Linked DNA regions of Homo sapiens: region 1 is linked to region 2. The links are chromatin contacts, found by Hi-C or POLR2A ChIA-PET in ENCODE. All regions are on one chromosome and are shown on one strand. Each heading gives the region's core, a stretch centred on a gene start or an enhancer-like site at or near the end of the contact. The rest is flanking DNA. Distances are from core to core; before and after follow the strand shown.

Region 1 (7,466 bases), core at 3,997-6,496, 210 kb before region 2:
GAGTCAGTCCCAGAAGAGGAGAGCTGCCCCAGCTCCACCTGTCCCTACCCCCAGGGTCCCCCACACCCGTTGCCCTGTCCAGGTCAGAGTGAGCCCAACGGCTCAGATGCCGCTGCCTTCCTCTGCCCACCAGCTTCCTCTCTCCACGCTCCATGCTGAGCTTATAGGCTGACTGTAAGTTCATTCTCACATTGCTATAAAGAAACGCCTGACAGTGGGCTGGGTGCGGTGGCTCAAGCCTGTAATCCCAGCACTTTGGGAGGCCAAGACAGGCAGATCACTTGAGGTCAGAAGTTCGAGACCAGCCTAGCTTCAACAAGGTGAAACCCCGTCTCTACTAAAAATACAAAAATTAGCCAGGCACGATGGTGGGTGCCTGTAATCCCAGCTACTCGGGAGACTGAGGCAGAAGAATCGCTTGAACCCGGGAGGCGGAGGTTGCAGTGAGCCGAGATTGTGCCACCGCGCTCCAGCCTGGGCGACAGAGACTCTGTCTAAACAAAACAAAAGAAAACCCAATCTAACAAAGAAAACCTTACTACAAAGCTACAGTCATCAAGAAGACAGTGTGATTGATAATAGAACAAGGATAGATGTATAGATCGATGGAAAAGAATTGAGGGTTCAGAAATAGGTCCTCACATTTACAGTCAACTGATTTTTTTTTTTTTCTGAGACAGGGTCTCACTCTCAGCCCATCACCTGGGCAGAACCCTGCTGATCCTGCAGATCACTGGACCCTCAGGACACTGAGGTGTGAATGCCAGAAGGGGACAGTGGGACATCAGGGAGGCTGCCACCCCAGGGCCCTTGCCCCGGCTGCGTCCGAGGTGGGTATAACCCTGGGGCTCCAGGGGGCCGTGGGGCAGCAGCCAGGCATGGTGAGGAGACAGTCCTGGACCCAGGTGACCACAGAACCCGGCGGGGCGAGCTTCAGCCTCACCTCTCACAAGCCCCGGCTCCAGGCAGCCCCAACCCCACCCCCATCCCTAACTTGCCGGCGCCCGGAGTTCATGGGCCTGGCCTAGACTTCGGTCACCACAGGGACTGAGGTTCTCCAGATTTCAAAAGCCTGTGATCTGCGGTTGTGTTGCCCCGTTCCCCCCGCGGCAGACAAGCCCAGACACACACGGCCCAGACACCCCAGAGGCAAAGGAATTCAGCAAACATTTATTGACCCTTGGTCCTCATCAAGGAGGCAGTGAGAGATGAACTGGAAGTGACCAGGGGCTGCCAGCCACACCCCCTCCACCGAGAAGATGACTTTCACCTACTATTCAGCAGAAAACCAAAAGCCAAGATAAAAATCGCTGGGGAGGGGCAGGGATGGGGGACCGGGCCAGACCCCAGCTGCTGAGCAGCCGCCACCTGAGGTGGGGAGGGGCAGGAAATGTCTGGAGAGTAGGGAGGGCAGAAAGGACCCCCACGTGAGGGGGCACCCCACATCTGGGGCCACAGGATGCAGGGTGGGGAGGGCAGAAAGGCCCCCCCGCGGGAAGAGGCACCCCACATCTGGGGCCACAGGATGCAGGGTGGGGAGGGCAGAAAGGACCCCCCGCTGGAGGGGGCACCCCACGTCTGGGGCCACAGGATGCAGGGTGGGGAGGACAGAAAGGACCCCCCGCTGGAGGGGGCACCCCACATCTGGGGCCACAGGATGCAGGGTGGGGAGGGCAGAAAGGACCCCCCGCTGGAGGGGGCACCTCACGTCTGGGGCCACAGGATGCAGGGTGGGGAGGACAGAAAGGACCCCCCGCTGGAGGGGGCACCCCACATCTGGGGCCACAGGATGCAGGGTGGGGAGGGCAGAAAGGACCCCCCGCGGGAGGGGGCACCTCACGTCTGGGGCCACAGGATGCAGGGTGGGGAGGGCAGAAAGAACCCCCGCTGGAGGGGGCACCCCACATCTGGGGCCACAGGATGCAGGGTGGGGAGGGCAGAAAGGACCCCCCGCGGGAGGGGGCACCTCACGTCTGGGGCCACAGGATGCAGGGTGGGGAGGGCAGAAAGAACCCCCGCGTGCCTAAGCAGGTTCTGGTGGGCGTCCTGGCTGGGTGTAGGCAGAGGCTGGCTCCCGGAGGCCCGAGGGGGGCTCTGAGAAGGGGGCGGCCTGAGGGGGAGCCCAGGACAGCCCCTATGCTGCCCCCGTCCAGCCCGGCCCCTCAGGCTGTGTTTCCTGAGACCTCGCTAGTCTAACCCAAACCTCCCAGCTCTGTCATTCAAAGGGATGGATTAGGTCCCCGTGGGTCCATTTCCCTGTTTTGGGTGCTGAGGACAGAGCTTCTGGACAGACTCAGCCCTCGCCCTCTGGAGCCCCGTCCAGCTGGGCCCGGATGATGCACCACCCAGCCTGCGGCAGATGGGATGGACGACAAGTTAGGAGGAAACAAGGGGGAAAAGCCAGGGGGCAGGTGGTGTGGAGCACAAAGGAACCCAGACTGCGAAGGGACTGCCCAAGGACTGTGATTCCCCCAGAACCTGAGTGGTCCCTGGGCAGCTATGCAGGGCCCTTTCGCCACAGTGGAGAGGGCATTCAAGGCCAGAGCCTGGTGGAGAGATGCCCTGCCCTCTTGGGACCCACAGCCCGGGTGACTTTGTGGGGTGCCTCTCTTACCCTGAGCTCCTCCCCACACTCCCAGCTTCGCTGCCCCAGGCCCTCCTTCCCCTTCTGCACTGATGCCTTCTCTGAGCAACTCCCCTCCCCCGGCCACGCTGAGCTTCCAGCTGCCCCCAAGAAGACCGTCCCTTCCTGTGCTGCTGAGGAGGCCTCCCTCACGGGGTCTCAAGCTCCCAAGGGGAAGGGGGCCTCCCTCACGGGGTCTCAAGCTCCCAAGGAGAAGGGGGCCTCCCTCATGGGGTCTCAGGCTCCCAAGGGGAAGGGCTACTTTGAGGCTCTCCTGGGACCAGGACCCCCAGAGTAGGACTGCTGGGGGGACCAAGGGTGGGACCCCCAGCCCAATGCTACCCCGCCCAGGGTCACTGGCCTGGCCCTCGGAGCTCAGGGAGGGGGCAGGGCAGCCAGGGGCCAGGGGTGGCCTGGCTTGTTGGGCCTGGGAGGCTCCTACAAGCTGTGCACGGCTGTGTCCTGGAGGGCCCAGGGGGGCTCCTGATGGAGGCACAGACTGGGGCCTGGAGGGCCAGTGCTGGTGGGAGGGCTCGCTCGCCTCCCGTGGGCCCTGGTGAACTCGGCCCCAGTTGGGAAATGGCCCTGGGTGCGGCTCAGGGGGAGACCCTCTGCCTCGGCTGAGTGCCTCGAACTGCGCCGGACCCCCCCGAACGCGGGACCGGGATGGCGACCGCGGCGCTGGTTCAGGGGAACGTCCGGCGCTGCCTGGTAACTCGGTGGTCGACAACGGCACGTGCTCGGGACGATGAGGGAGGAGCCCCCAGTCCTCACCCACTGGGGAGGCGGAACCTCCCTTACCGGGGCAGGGGAGGCTGCGGGCAGGGCCGACGCCCTCGTGAGCGACGTCCTTGGCCCCGGCACTCGGTGTCCACAGCCCAGCTCGGACCCGCGCGCTCCCGCCGGGCGCCCCCCGCACAGACGCCTGGAGGAGGGGTCTGCGGTGGGCACGGGCAGCTCTGCACTTAACAGGAGAACCCAGCGGGGGTCTTCAGGGCCAAGGGCGGCCGCCCTCATCCCAGCGCCGCTCAGGACCGCAGCCTCCGCCTTCCGCGGTCCGGGGACTGGGAGTCGGGAAAGGGGCCTCCGAAAAGTAACTTGCCCGGCGATGCTGCGCGACCGCCTTCCAGCACCGGGAAGATTCTGGGCACTCAGGGACGTTGAGCTTCCCACCTGAGCCTCCGGGGGGACCCCTCACAACCGCCACCGCAGAGCGAGGCAAACCCAACGCGGGGGCAGAGGGCGGGTGCGCATGCGGGGCTGCAGGGATGCGGAGGGGAGGGCGCGGAGCGGAGGGCGCGGAGCGGAGGGGTCGCCCTCAGTCCTCGGTCCCGCCCCCAGCCCGCCCCCCCGGGCCCGCCCGACGCCCCCAGCCACCTGCAGACCGCGGCCCTGGGAGGAGGGCGGGACCCCGGCGCGGCGTGGCTGCGGGGCGCTCCCAAAGTCAACTCTTCACCAAGACAAAGAAAGAAAACTCGTGACGCAGACTCTGGAATAATAAATACGTTTTCTCTGCTACAGTCTCGGCAAAGGCCACGGCCCTAGAACGGGGCGCCGCCTCCGATGCAGTCTCAGGGCCACAGCCTCAGCGCAGCCACGGCCTCCAGGGCCCACCCGGGCCCTGCGGCCCCGCCCTGGGGGCGGCGGGCAGCGCCCGGGTCAGACCCGGCAGCAGCGGCGGCGCGAGCAGAGGGAAGGGGCCGCCGAGCGATGGCAGCAGCGGGCGGCCCGCGTAGACCTCGGGCGCTGGGGCCTCTGCGGGGGCAGCCGGGGACAGCGAGGCCGGGCGGCGGGAGGGTCCCAGCTGGCGCAGGCAGGCTGCCAGGTGGCCCAGCAGGCGGGAGCGCACGTCGGCCGGGACGCCCTCGCAGCCGGCCAGGAAGCGGTTCACCTCCGCCAGACACTCGTGGAAGCCGGCGCGGTACTTGCCCAGAACGGCGGGGTCGGCGCTGAGCGCGGCTGCGGGAGCGACACAGGAGGAGAGGTCGGTGCCGGGTCCCGGGGGTCCCGCGCCCTCCCCCCGCCTCCAAGCCGCCGCCGCCCGCGCCTCACCCGTCACCTGCACGCGACGCAGGCTCCGCAGGTGTCTCACGGTCATCTCCAGGATGTCCGCCTTCTCCAGCTTCGAGTGGCGGGAGCTCTGGGGGCGGGGATAGGCGGGAGGTCCAGGTCAGCTGCGACCCAGACTCCGGGTCTCGGGCCTTCGCCCCCGACTTACCTCTTTTCTGAGGGCGTCCAGGATGAGGGTTTTGAGCTGAGCGAGGCTCTCGTTAATACGCGCTCGGCGCCGCTTCTCCATGACCGGCTTGGAGGACTGCGGGTCGGGCACCGGCTGAGTCCCGCGTCCCTCCCGCCCCCCGGTCGCCCCCCTCACGCCCGGCCGGGACCCCACCTTGCGGTGCTCGGCCGCGCTCCGGGGCTTGTCTGGGGTCCGGCTGGCGCTGGCCGGCGCTCCTGCCATCGGCGAGGCGCTCGGTTTCCCCGGCGTGTCTGCGGCCATGGTGCGCCCCGCGCCTCCCCGTGCCGGGTGGAGCGCGCCGCCACGGACCACGGGCGGGCTGGCGGGCGAGCGGCGAGCGCGCGGCGATCCGAGCCCCTAGGGCGGATCCCGGCTCCAGGCCCGCGCGCGCCTCAGGCCGTTTCCCTATTTAAGGCCTCGCCGCCGCGGGGTGTGTGAACCCGGCTCCGCATTCTTTCCCACACTCGCCCCAGCCAATCGACGGCCGCGCTCCTCCCCCGCTCGCTGTCAGTCACGCCTCGGCTCCGGGCGCGGCCTCCGCGGGCGACAATGGCATGCGGGGCCCCCGCCCGCGCCCCCCTCCGACACCGCTGGGGACAGGGCCGGGTGATCCCGCGCTCCCCGATGCAGCCGGGGCCGAGCAACGCGCCGGGAGGGGCCGCTGGGGGCGAACGGGGCCCGGGACCCCCGGGGCTGGGCGGAGTCTCGGGGCTCACTCTCCCGCCCAGGGGGCCGGGAGCCGGGGCTGGACGGAGCTGGGGCTGTGGCCGCGCGGGAAGTCGGGAAGGAAATTCCCCCAGTGGCGCAGGGTCCGGCGGCGCCGAGGGGTGGGCGAGCCTCGGTCTCGAGCCTCTTGGCTTCCTCCGCCCGTCCCCACTCCGGTCCCGGTTTGGGCCCTGCTCGGTCTCCGAGTTTGATCCGACACCGGCTCGGCCTCCGGGGGTCCCACCCTCAGGTGTGCGGCCTGGAGCACGGAGGGCTGCAGAAAGCCTTGGGAGCGACAGAGCCGGGGGAAGGTCGGCGGCCGGGTCGGCAGGCGGGAGGGCGGAGTCAGCGGACGGCGAAGGGGCGCACGGGTGGCCCCGCAGAGCAGGGCCGGTGATGGCGCGGGCCGGGCCGGACCACGAGGAGCAGAACGTGCGCGTGACGCGAGCGGGCTGGTGACGTCACCAGGCACCCGGGGCGATGACGCAAGCCTGCTGGGATGACGTCATGTGGCCCGTGTCGCCACGTGCTTCCAGGTGACCCGCTGGCGAACTCAGCAGCAGCAAAGTGGGGCTCACAGAAAAATGAGGGGCCACTGTTAATATAACTGCAAAGGGGCAGGTTGCGTAAAACAGGGCTGTGGTTATTTTCGTGTTTGCTGTTTTTATTTCGAATGCCGCTGCGGGGCACGTTGGTCCTTTCCGCACTCGGGGTCCCCGGCGGCCTCACGCGTCCGTGCAGCGGAGGCTTCCTGAGCCCCCTGGAGAGCCTGGCCTGGGCCCGGGTGTGGAGACCCTCCCGGGCTTTCAATCCGGGCAGGAGGCAGATGGCAGACTCAGCAGTCACGTAAGAGAACCGAATTAGGTGGGTGGCCTGGGTGGACAAAAGCCTTCTTGACGCCGGGTGGTCCCAAAGGCTTCTGCGGGGTGGGGGGTCCTCAGGGGGGAAGCCTCAAGGGAGGGCGTGGCATTCCCAGGGTGCGAAGGGGGCGCAGGGACGAGGGAGGTGGGGAGGGGGAGCTGGGCCAGCGAGAACCGGGAGCTTCTGGTCGGGGAGGGAGTCGGGGAACTTTTTGGGGAGCTTTTCTGAGCCAGGGAGTCGGCTGATTGGCAGGTTCGCCCCTGCCCGGGCACCTGGACCCAGGGTTTCTGTGCGGAAGCTTCCCCTCCCCTCGGACCCCACGTCTAATCTGGCCCCAAGCAAAGTCCTGCGGCCCACGCGGGAAGGCGCCCTCTTCGCGGCGCTGACCCCGGCCCTCCGCGGTGCCCCTGAGGCGCCCCCCACACCCCGCCGCTTGCACAGGGGCGCGGGGGGCTGCGAGGCCGGAGCGGGGGTGGCGCCCTCTCCGCCGAGAGGCTGTCCGCGCCCCTCGCCGACTGGGGAAAGCCGCGGGGGCTGGGCGGGCGTCTCGGAGGTGGCCCCGCGAGCACTTAAGCCCCGGCTCTCCTGCCCCGACCTCTCTGCGCGCGCCTCGGCGCTGGAGAGGCTCGGACCGGCCCCGTAGCCCAGGAGGTGGTGTGGATGGTGTCCCCGTCCCGCGTCCCTCCCCGGCCTGAGCGCTGGGCCCGGGCGGGAAAGCCCGCGAGCGCCCCCAGTGGCCGCAGTCGCCGCCGCCTCCTGCTGGGGGTCATCCCAGGGGAGCTGCCGGCCTGAATCTCCCCAGCCCCTGGGCCCCGGCTTGGGAAGAAATTTGGGGGGGCTCTGGGCCTCCCCCAGTCCCTAGACAGGCAGGGAGTTCGGGATGGAAGGAGGAGCCTGAGGATCGTTTTTATTTATTTTTTTTTTGTAGAGATGGGGATCTCCCTATGTTGCCCAGGCTGGTCTCGAACTCCTGGCCCGAGACGATGCTCCTGCCTCGGCCTCCCAACGTGCTGGGACTACAGGCGTGAGTCTCCTCCC
Region 2 (7,626 bases), core at 129-2,628:
TGGTGCCTGAGCATGGCCTGGCCTGCCCGGCCTCACAGGACTCCGGACCCCACACACCACATGTCCTCGCCGGACACCTGTGCCCACGAGCTCTGCCTCGGGCCCTAGTGGAACCCCTGGCCTGTGTGGACTCCCAGAGGCACCTCCAGGACTTACCCTGGGACTGTACCCCCTGGCCTGGGGGACAAGGGTGGTGCCGGCAGGTCGTGCAGCAAGGGTCTCCGCAGTGGAATTCAGGCTGGACACACATGCAGTCCCACTCGGAACAGCACTCCTCGCCTGGGCAGGAGACAGGCCAGCCCCCCAGCAGCTGGGCTGAGGCCCCCTCCTCCCCAGGCCTCCCCTCGGCCCTCCAGGGGAGTGAGGTTGTCCGTTCTCCACCCACAGTTGGCTCCAGGGAGCAGAGGGCTCCTGGCTGGGAGTCTGGACCCTGGGTTTATCCAGCTGTCTCTTTCTCCTGGGGCCATGTGGCCTGGCTACTCCCCCTTTGCGCCCCACAGCTGCCCCTGCCCAGGTGCTAACTCCATATGCAACCAGGAGCTGCCCCTGCAGGACCCAGGGGTGGCCCCCAACAGTGCACAGTCCCCTGGAGGCCCGTCGACACCTCAGAGGCCGCCTGCCTGGTGTCTGGGCGCTGCTGTCCCCACCACCAGCCACACTGGGCCTCCGGACAGAGCCTCCCTTCCCAACCCACAGGCCCTGGAGGAAGAAGCTCTGGGGTGACTTCCCTGCCAGCTTCCTCTCCAGACCAGCCGTGTCAGCTGAACCCTCATCCCCAGGTGCAGGTCAGAGGCAGGCAGCAGGCCAGACGGTGGTGCAGGGGGGCCCTCAACTGGGCAGGAGGGGGCTGGGCGATGGCCAAGGGCTCACGACCCGCCCAGCAGGACCTGGAACAGCCGTCCTCCACCTCCAGACCCCAGACCCCTCTTGAGGGCGCTCCCACCTGGCTCACCCCTGCTCCCGGCCGGGGCCACTGGCTGGAGCTGGCACACCTCCGCCTCCCTCTGGGATCCTGCCTCCCTCCGGAAGGCTCCCGCTGCTGGCGGCTCTGTGCCCACCCTCCTTAGACCTCAGCAACGCCGGTCTGAGCACGGGAAGGGGGGCGCCCACCCATCCCGGCTTCCGCGGGACGCCTTGGCCGGTCCGCGTTAAGTAAACGCGGTTTACTTACCCGGGTAATCGCGGCAGCAGCGCGTCGTGTGAACCCGGCAGCAGCGCGCGTCCGTTCCCGTCCCAAGCAGGAGGCGCCCAGGGCCGCACCCGGGACCCCCGGTGGGGCGCTGACCCAGGCTGAGCGCGCACAGCAGCGCCAGGCCGCACAGGGCCCGAAACGCGCCCATCGCCCCGTGCTGTGCCATGCTCGGGTTTCAAGAGCCCACAGCCAGTTGGACACGCCCCGTCCCCGTCCTCACCCGCCCTGCCCGGAGGTGGCTGGGACCGTTCATGACCTGAGAATCCCGACCCAGGTGAAGTGCGTGTGAGGAGGGGGTGTAGACACTGCGGACACAGCCCGGTCCCCCGCAGGTCGCCGGCAGGGGCGGGGAAACCAGGCTGGCGGGGATCAGAAAGGTTTTCTATGCAAAGTCTGCGGCCACATTGGTGTCCCCAGTGCAGGGGGCGGCGTTTATAGCACCTTGTCCCATGGGGGCCCCTTGGAGGGCGGGGGTCAGCCAATCACTCCTCCATCCCACTGCCTCCGGGTGGTATCTGCGAGTCCCCGAGAGGTCTCCACAAATTCTGGCCACCCCCAGAGAGCCTCAACCATGGAGCCCCGTGCTGGGGAACCCCACAGAATGGGGACAGGGACCCCTCGGCTCAGCACACCCCACCTGGCTGGCTTCAGGTGTGAAACTCACCATGGGCTGCAGGCCTGTGGGCTCCCCTCCCCCTTGCTTGCAGCTCTCCAGGACCCCCCTCAGGCCAACCTGGGAAGTTCCCCGGGGCTTGGGAGGGGCACCAGGAGGAGCTGGTGGGGAGACGAGAGGGTGCTGGCGCCTCCTCGGGACAGTGTCAGCCGCCCCCGCGGGCACCCAGGGCCCGGTCTCTCAGAGCCACCTTCATCCGTCACACCAGACAGATCCAGGTCCCGGAGGGAGTTGAGGAGGAGCCCCTCGCAGAGCTCTTGGGAGACTGTCCTATGTCTTTCTGAGCCTCAGTTTCCCCTGTGGGCACCGAGGGGTTCTGGGACCCTGCCTCCACCAGGAAGCCTCCCTGGATTGCCCAGCCCTGCTTCTGCGCCGTCCAGCACAGGTGGAGACCCCCATGAATGCTGGGGGTGGGGGCTCTCGGGAACGTGAGCGTGGATGTGGTTCAACACCCTTTTGAGACCTGCAGCCACCGCCTCACCCCGTAAGGCGGTTCCTCCTTTTCCAAGGTAAATGACAGGAATTAGCTGTTTGTGACACCCCGGAGTTCTCAAATCCAAGATGTAGGAGCCTGCCTTGGAGAGGCAGCCCTCAGACACTGCAGAGAAGGAAGGGGTCTCTGCAGCTCCAGGCCGCCCCGACGCTCGGAAGGAAAGGGGTGGGGCCAGCTGGGCCTGGGGGCCTTTGAGAGGCCTGGAGATCTTCAGCCCCGAGGCTGGGAGGGGGTCTGGGCCCCTGGATAGAAAGAGGCGCCATCAGTGGCTCACGCCCGTAATCCCAGCATTTTGGGAGGCCGAGGTGGGCCTCGGATCACCTGAGGTCAGGGGTTCGAGACCAGCCTGACCCACATGGAGAAAGCCCGTCTCTACTAAAAATACAAAAAAAATTAGCCAGGCGTGGTGGCGCACGCCTGTAATCCCAGCTACTCGGGAGGCTGAGGCAGGAGAATTGCTTGAACCTGGGAGGCAGAGGTTGCGGCGAACCAAGATGGCACCATTGCACTCCAGCCTGGGTGACAGAGCGAGACTCCATCACAAAAAATAAAGAATGCTCATCAGACCACACGGTGTGAGTCATCCATCTAGAGGCAGGGACAGAGTTAGAGGAGCGAGCAGTTTATGGGGCCAAGTGGGAGGCGGCCAGCGGGCAGAGGAGCCCCTCCCCCCCGCCCCGTGGCGCAGCTGACACTTTGAACAGCCGGAGAGCAGCTTGCCACACAGGGTGGTCCCCGGAGGGGCTGCAGGGGTGTGACGTCCACCCTCCCATCCCTCTCGCCGCAGAAGGCCCCTCCCCGGCTCCCCGTGACTCCTATCCTTGGGCTGCGAGGCTGGAGGTGACTTGTTCATCTTATTGAGCAGCTCACCGGTGACACAAATGACGGGGCATTCACACAGCAGAGCAGCCCACGGGCCGGGCGAGGGACAGCCCTTGCGTACGTCCAGAAGGGCAGCTGTGAGGCCCCACGGGGAGGGTGCAGATGGGCACTGAGCCAGAGTTCAGGCAGGGCCTTCGGCACAGATGGCACAGGAGTTGCCAGCAGAGATGGCGTCAGGCGAGGGGGCGGGGAGGGTGAGCATGGAGACCAAGAGGAGGTGGCCCCGTGTCCATCTGGGGGTGCGGCAAGGGGTCCTGCTGGGGAATAAGTCCCACGGGGCCTGGGGGGTGCTGTGCCCAGAGGGGAGGAGACAGGAAGCGATGGGTATGGGCGCCAGGTTTGGGGAGGAGGCCCCTTTCCCATAGCCGTCGACCTGCGGGCCCCACAGGATCTGGCCGCTCCAGTCCCGGCCACCTGACCCCTTCCCCCACCCACCCGCCATCCTGCCTGGAGGTCTGGCCTCGCCTGCCCCACGGGGCGGGGGGCGGGGGGCTCTCAGAGGCGCGGCCCCAACCCTGTGCAGGGCCTGCAGGCTGAACCGTGTGCAGGAACCCGGGGAACTCGGTGAAGGTGCTGGATGGGGGACAGGACGGCCTCTGACTTCCCTATGCTGCGGGGGGGGAGGCTTGTGGTTAGCAGAGAGTGGGTGGAAGACAGAGGTTTGAGGAGAGAGAGACCCAGGGGAGAAAACCAGCTGCAGAGGCAGGAGGGGTCCAGGGCAGCCCGAGGCCAGAGATGGGCGTCTTCCTTACAGCCACCTGTGGTCCCGGCACCTTGGGCTGTTGTGAGTGGCGCGTGGCGCTCCCACTGTGCACCCCCGGGGCCGGTTCCCCACTTCCACGACACCGGCAGGGGGGAGCCATCCGCCAGGCACAGGAGGCCTGGACAGCCGTGGGCAGCGTGCGCTGTTGGAGGACGCAGGGAGAGGGAAGGCTGGCCCAGGGACGCTGTGTGGGGCAGCGGGTGCAGCTGCGGGGCTGGGCCACACCAGCCACGGTAGCCGGAGTGTCCAGGCTGTGCCAGGCCCTCAGCAAAACCTTCCATGAGGCTTCATGTGTTTCTTCTTAAGTAATTTTTTTAAATTTCTTTTTTTTTTTCCAGTCACGTCTCACTGCAGCCTCCATCTCTTGGGCTCAAGTGATCCTCCCACCTCGGCCTCCCAAGTAGCCGGGACCACAGGCATGCACCACCACACCCGGCTGATTTTTTCTATTTTTCATAGAAAAGGGTCTTGCCATGTTACCCAGGCGGGTCTCAAACTCCTGAGCTCAGACGATCGTCTGGCCTCAGCCTCCCAAAGTGCTAGGATTCTAGGCGTGAGCCACCGTGACCGGCCTCGGCTGTGTGTTTCTTGCTCATGAGTGCAGTGAGGGCCAGGCGTGGTGGCTCACACCTGGAATCGCAGTACTCCAGGGCACCGAGGCAGGTGGATCACCTGAGGTCAGGAGTTCAAGACCAGCTTAGCCAACATGGTGAAACCCTGTCTCTAATAAAATACAAAAATTAGCCGGGTGTGGTGCTGGGCGCCTGTAGTCCCAGCTACTTGGGAGGCTGAGGCAGGAGAATGGCGTGAACCCGGGAGGCAGAGGTTGGTGAGCTGAGATCACACCACTGCACTCCAGCCTGGGTGACACAGCAAGACTCCGGCAAAAAAAAAAAAAGAAAGAAAAAACAAGTGCAGTGAGACGTCTTAGCCCTCGGGAGTGTTTCTCTTCAGCCCCTGACACCATGGAGGCGAACAGGCACCTCCGCCTCCCGAGGGACACAGATGTCGCTTAGACGCCCGGGGTGTCTTCCCTGCGGGAAGCCTGCAGGGCTGCTCCCGCCTTGTTCCCGAGCTGTGGCCTCGGGCGTGACTGGCGCTCGGGAGCAGGCTCTGTGCTGCTCGAAGGATACCCCACTCCCAGACACCAGCTTGAGAAGATTCCCGCACGGCCGGGGACGGCCCCAGGGCCTTGGGAGCGTCTGTGGACACCTGTGGTGTGGGCCGAGGAGCTGGGAGCTCATCTGAACACGCCAGCACTCGCGCATCCACGCTGCTGGCGGATGCCTGGGTTTCTCCACTGTGGGGCCACGTTACATGAAGTCGCTGTGGTCATTCTCATTCAGATCCCAGGACTCTTAAGTGCGCAGGAGTGGGACGGCCGGGGCCCAGGGTGGACAGAAAGTTGGCTCAAGCAGAAACTGTGGTTTCCAAGGTGACTGTCCCCCTGGACACCTATGGCAGGGACATAGGGGCCGTGTGGGCCCTTTGCAGGGACTCCTCGGGGTGCTCAGGGGCCCTGGGACCCCCTTCCAGGTGCAGCAAGGGGTGGGCGTAGGTGTGGAGGGGAAGAGGGGCAGGTCTCTACACTCCTCCTCCAAGGACACAGAGCCCCGGGGGTCAGCCACTCCCAAGCTCCTTGGGCAACCCGGGGCTCAGGGGCCAGCTGCCCTTGTCAGCGCCTGGCCAGGAACCTCCACCCCAGGCAGCCTTGGGCCTGAGCTTTCCCAGTCTCTCCCCCCGCTCCCCACTCAATCTGGAACTCGCACCCAGGGACCAACCTCCAGGGTCCCACTTGACCCCGCTACCCTCACCTCCACCCTGGCCCAAGACCCCTCTCCAGCCACAGGTTGGCACAGCCCAAGTCTCCCAAGACCCCTCTCCAGCCACAGGTTGGCACGGCCCAAGTCTCCCAAGACCCCTTTCCAGCCACAGGTTGGCACGGCCCAAGTCTCCCAAGACCCCTCTCCAGCCAGAGGCGGGCACGGCCCAAGCCTCCCAAGACCCCTGTCCAGCCAGAGGCGGGCACGGCCCAAGCCTCCCAAGACCCCTCTCCAGTCAGAGGCGGGCACGGCCCAAGCCTCCATGCCACAGGTGTGCAGCCCACAGTGCCGGTCGGAGACTCCCGTCTGCCAAGGTTTTTATTGTGGTCCCGCGGGGCAGGAGGTATGCATGGCATACGTAAGCAGAGAGCCGGAGGCAGCCATCGGCACCTAGAACGGTGCAGAGTTGGCCCAGGAGCGTGGCGGGGCAGGCGGCCTGCACCTGCCCTGCTCGCCCAGCAGACCCTCCGGGCTCCAGCCTGGCGGGGCCCAGCGTCCACCTTGGTGGGCCCAGGTCAGATCTTGGCCAGGGTGGAGTGGGCGTCGGCCTGCTCCTCTTGGATGGGGGTCCGGAAACTGCCTCCCCCTGGGGAGGAAAAAAGGAGAGATTGGTGGGTGGGCCTCACCCGCCAGGAGCAGTGCGGCAGGGCCATGAGGCACTCACCAGGGGGCTTGTGGGCATCGGGGGGCAGCCTCTGGTCCCTCCGGAGCAGGTACAGGGCCAGCAGGATGGCCAGGGGGCCCAGCAGCCCCAGCACCAGGCCCAGGCCCAGGATGGCGGCAACCGCACGGCCTGCAGGAAGGGGTCTGCTGGGTGGGGTCCACAGGAGGGGCCCCCATGCCGCCCTCCCCTTCTCCTATTCGGGTTGGGGGCCCCGCTGGGCTGGGCCAGGCGCCCTTACCCCCGGGGACCTCCACGGGCCGGGTGGAGGGTCCCTGTGAGGTTCTGGGCCAGGCTTCAGTGGGCTGGACAGTGATGGGCCTGGCCGGGGGGCCCTGGGTCTCCTGGGGCTGCGTGGCTGGGGGGTCCCTGTCCTCACAGATTGCGTCCGAGCTATTGCTGGCCGGCTGCAGGGTGTGCTTCCCAGCCAAGGTGCAGCTGTTGGGGAACAGGAGGTGTTGCTCAGGCCAGAAACCCCCTGGGACCCGGGAGATGCGGTGGGGATAACAGGGTCCACGCTGGCCAGCCACAGGCAGCATCTACCACAGACACCAGGCCAGTGACAGCCAAGGACGCTGCCCAGCCCCACGTGCCCCCCACAGGGGCCTCCAAGGCCACACACCCTTCTCCCACATCTACACCCCCCACCAGCACCTCCCTGTCCTGTGCCCCCAGGGCCTCCCAGCTGCGGAGGGTGAGGGTCCCACACACCCAGCTCCACCCACAGGGAAAGGCTGCCCCCAGGCAGCAGCTTCCTGCTCCCCAACCAGGTCCAGCCACATAGCCAGGCCCCCAGGGCCACCAGCACCTCCCCTTCCCCCAAAACTGCCCCCACCCCACCTGCCCCCCCAGCCCCTCCCAGCTCCCCAGCTCCTCCGCCCTCCTAACCACCCCAACCCCCCCCCAGCCCCTCCCAGCCCCTGGCCAGGCCCCTCACTTGGTCCAGGGCTTGCAGGCCTGGTTGTCGCCTGGGGAGAAGTGCCCTGGAGGGCAGGGGGCACAGTCTGCAACAAAGATAGGGTGGTCAGGGGCTGCCCACAGGCCCCGGGTGCTGGGGACATGGGGCAGAGCCTGTGGGGCAGGCACTTGCCCCCCATGGCTGGGTGGTGGGTTTGGCCTCTGGAAGCCCTCCCTGCCCA

The links. A loop is a pair of places that touch in the nucleus more often than their neighbours do. ChIA-PET counts read pairs that join two places held with the same protein, here RNA polymerase II (POLR2A). Pooled maps may share reads with other maps.
Region 1: a pooled map shows a loop between it and region 2 (2.1-fold over the local background). The contact joins the promoter of HES4 here to the promoter of TNFRSF18 in region 2. A Hi-C loop is called at or near these places in 7 of 50 pooled maps. POLR2A ChIA-PET finds 5 or more read pairs at or near these places in 2 of 52 experiments (GM12878 and activated CD4-positive, alpha-beta memory T cell).

The regions. Positions count from the first base shown.
Region 1 is chr1:994,851-1,002,316 of GRCh38, forward strand. It overlaps HES4 (hes family bHLH transcription factor 4), which reads right to left and starts at 5,247. Exons shown (of 4, transcript NM_021170.4): 1 at 5,016-5,247; 2 at 4,842-4,937; 3 at 4,676-4,763; 4 at 4,114-4,582. The coding sequence starts at 5,123. The coding sequence ends at 4,209. RefSeq lists silencers at 4,213-4,522, 5,073-5,212, 5,283-5,662, 5,763-5,812, 6,890-7,239 and an enhancer at 7,290-7,429.
Region 2 is chr1:1,205,214-1,212,839 of GRCh38, forward strand. TNFRSF18 (TNF receptor superfamily member 18) reads right to left here and starts at 1,379. Exons shown (of 5, transcript NM_004195.3): 1 at 1,172-1,379; 2 at 157-279. The coding sequence starts at 1,358. It overlaps TNFRSF4 (TNF receptor superfamily member 4), which reads right to left. Exons shown (of 7, transcript NM_003327.4): 4 at 7,425-7,491; 5 at 6,729-6,925; 6 at 6,491-6,619; 7 at 6,127-6,412. The coding sequence ends at 6,342. RefSeq lists silencers at 1-162, 3,035-3,124, 3,705-3,814 and an enhancer at 2,959-3,838.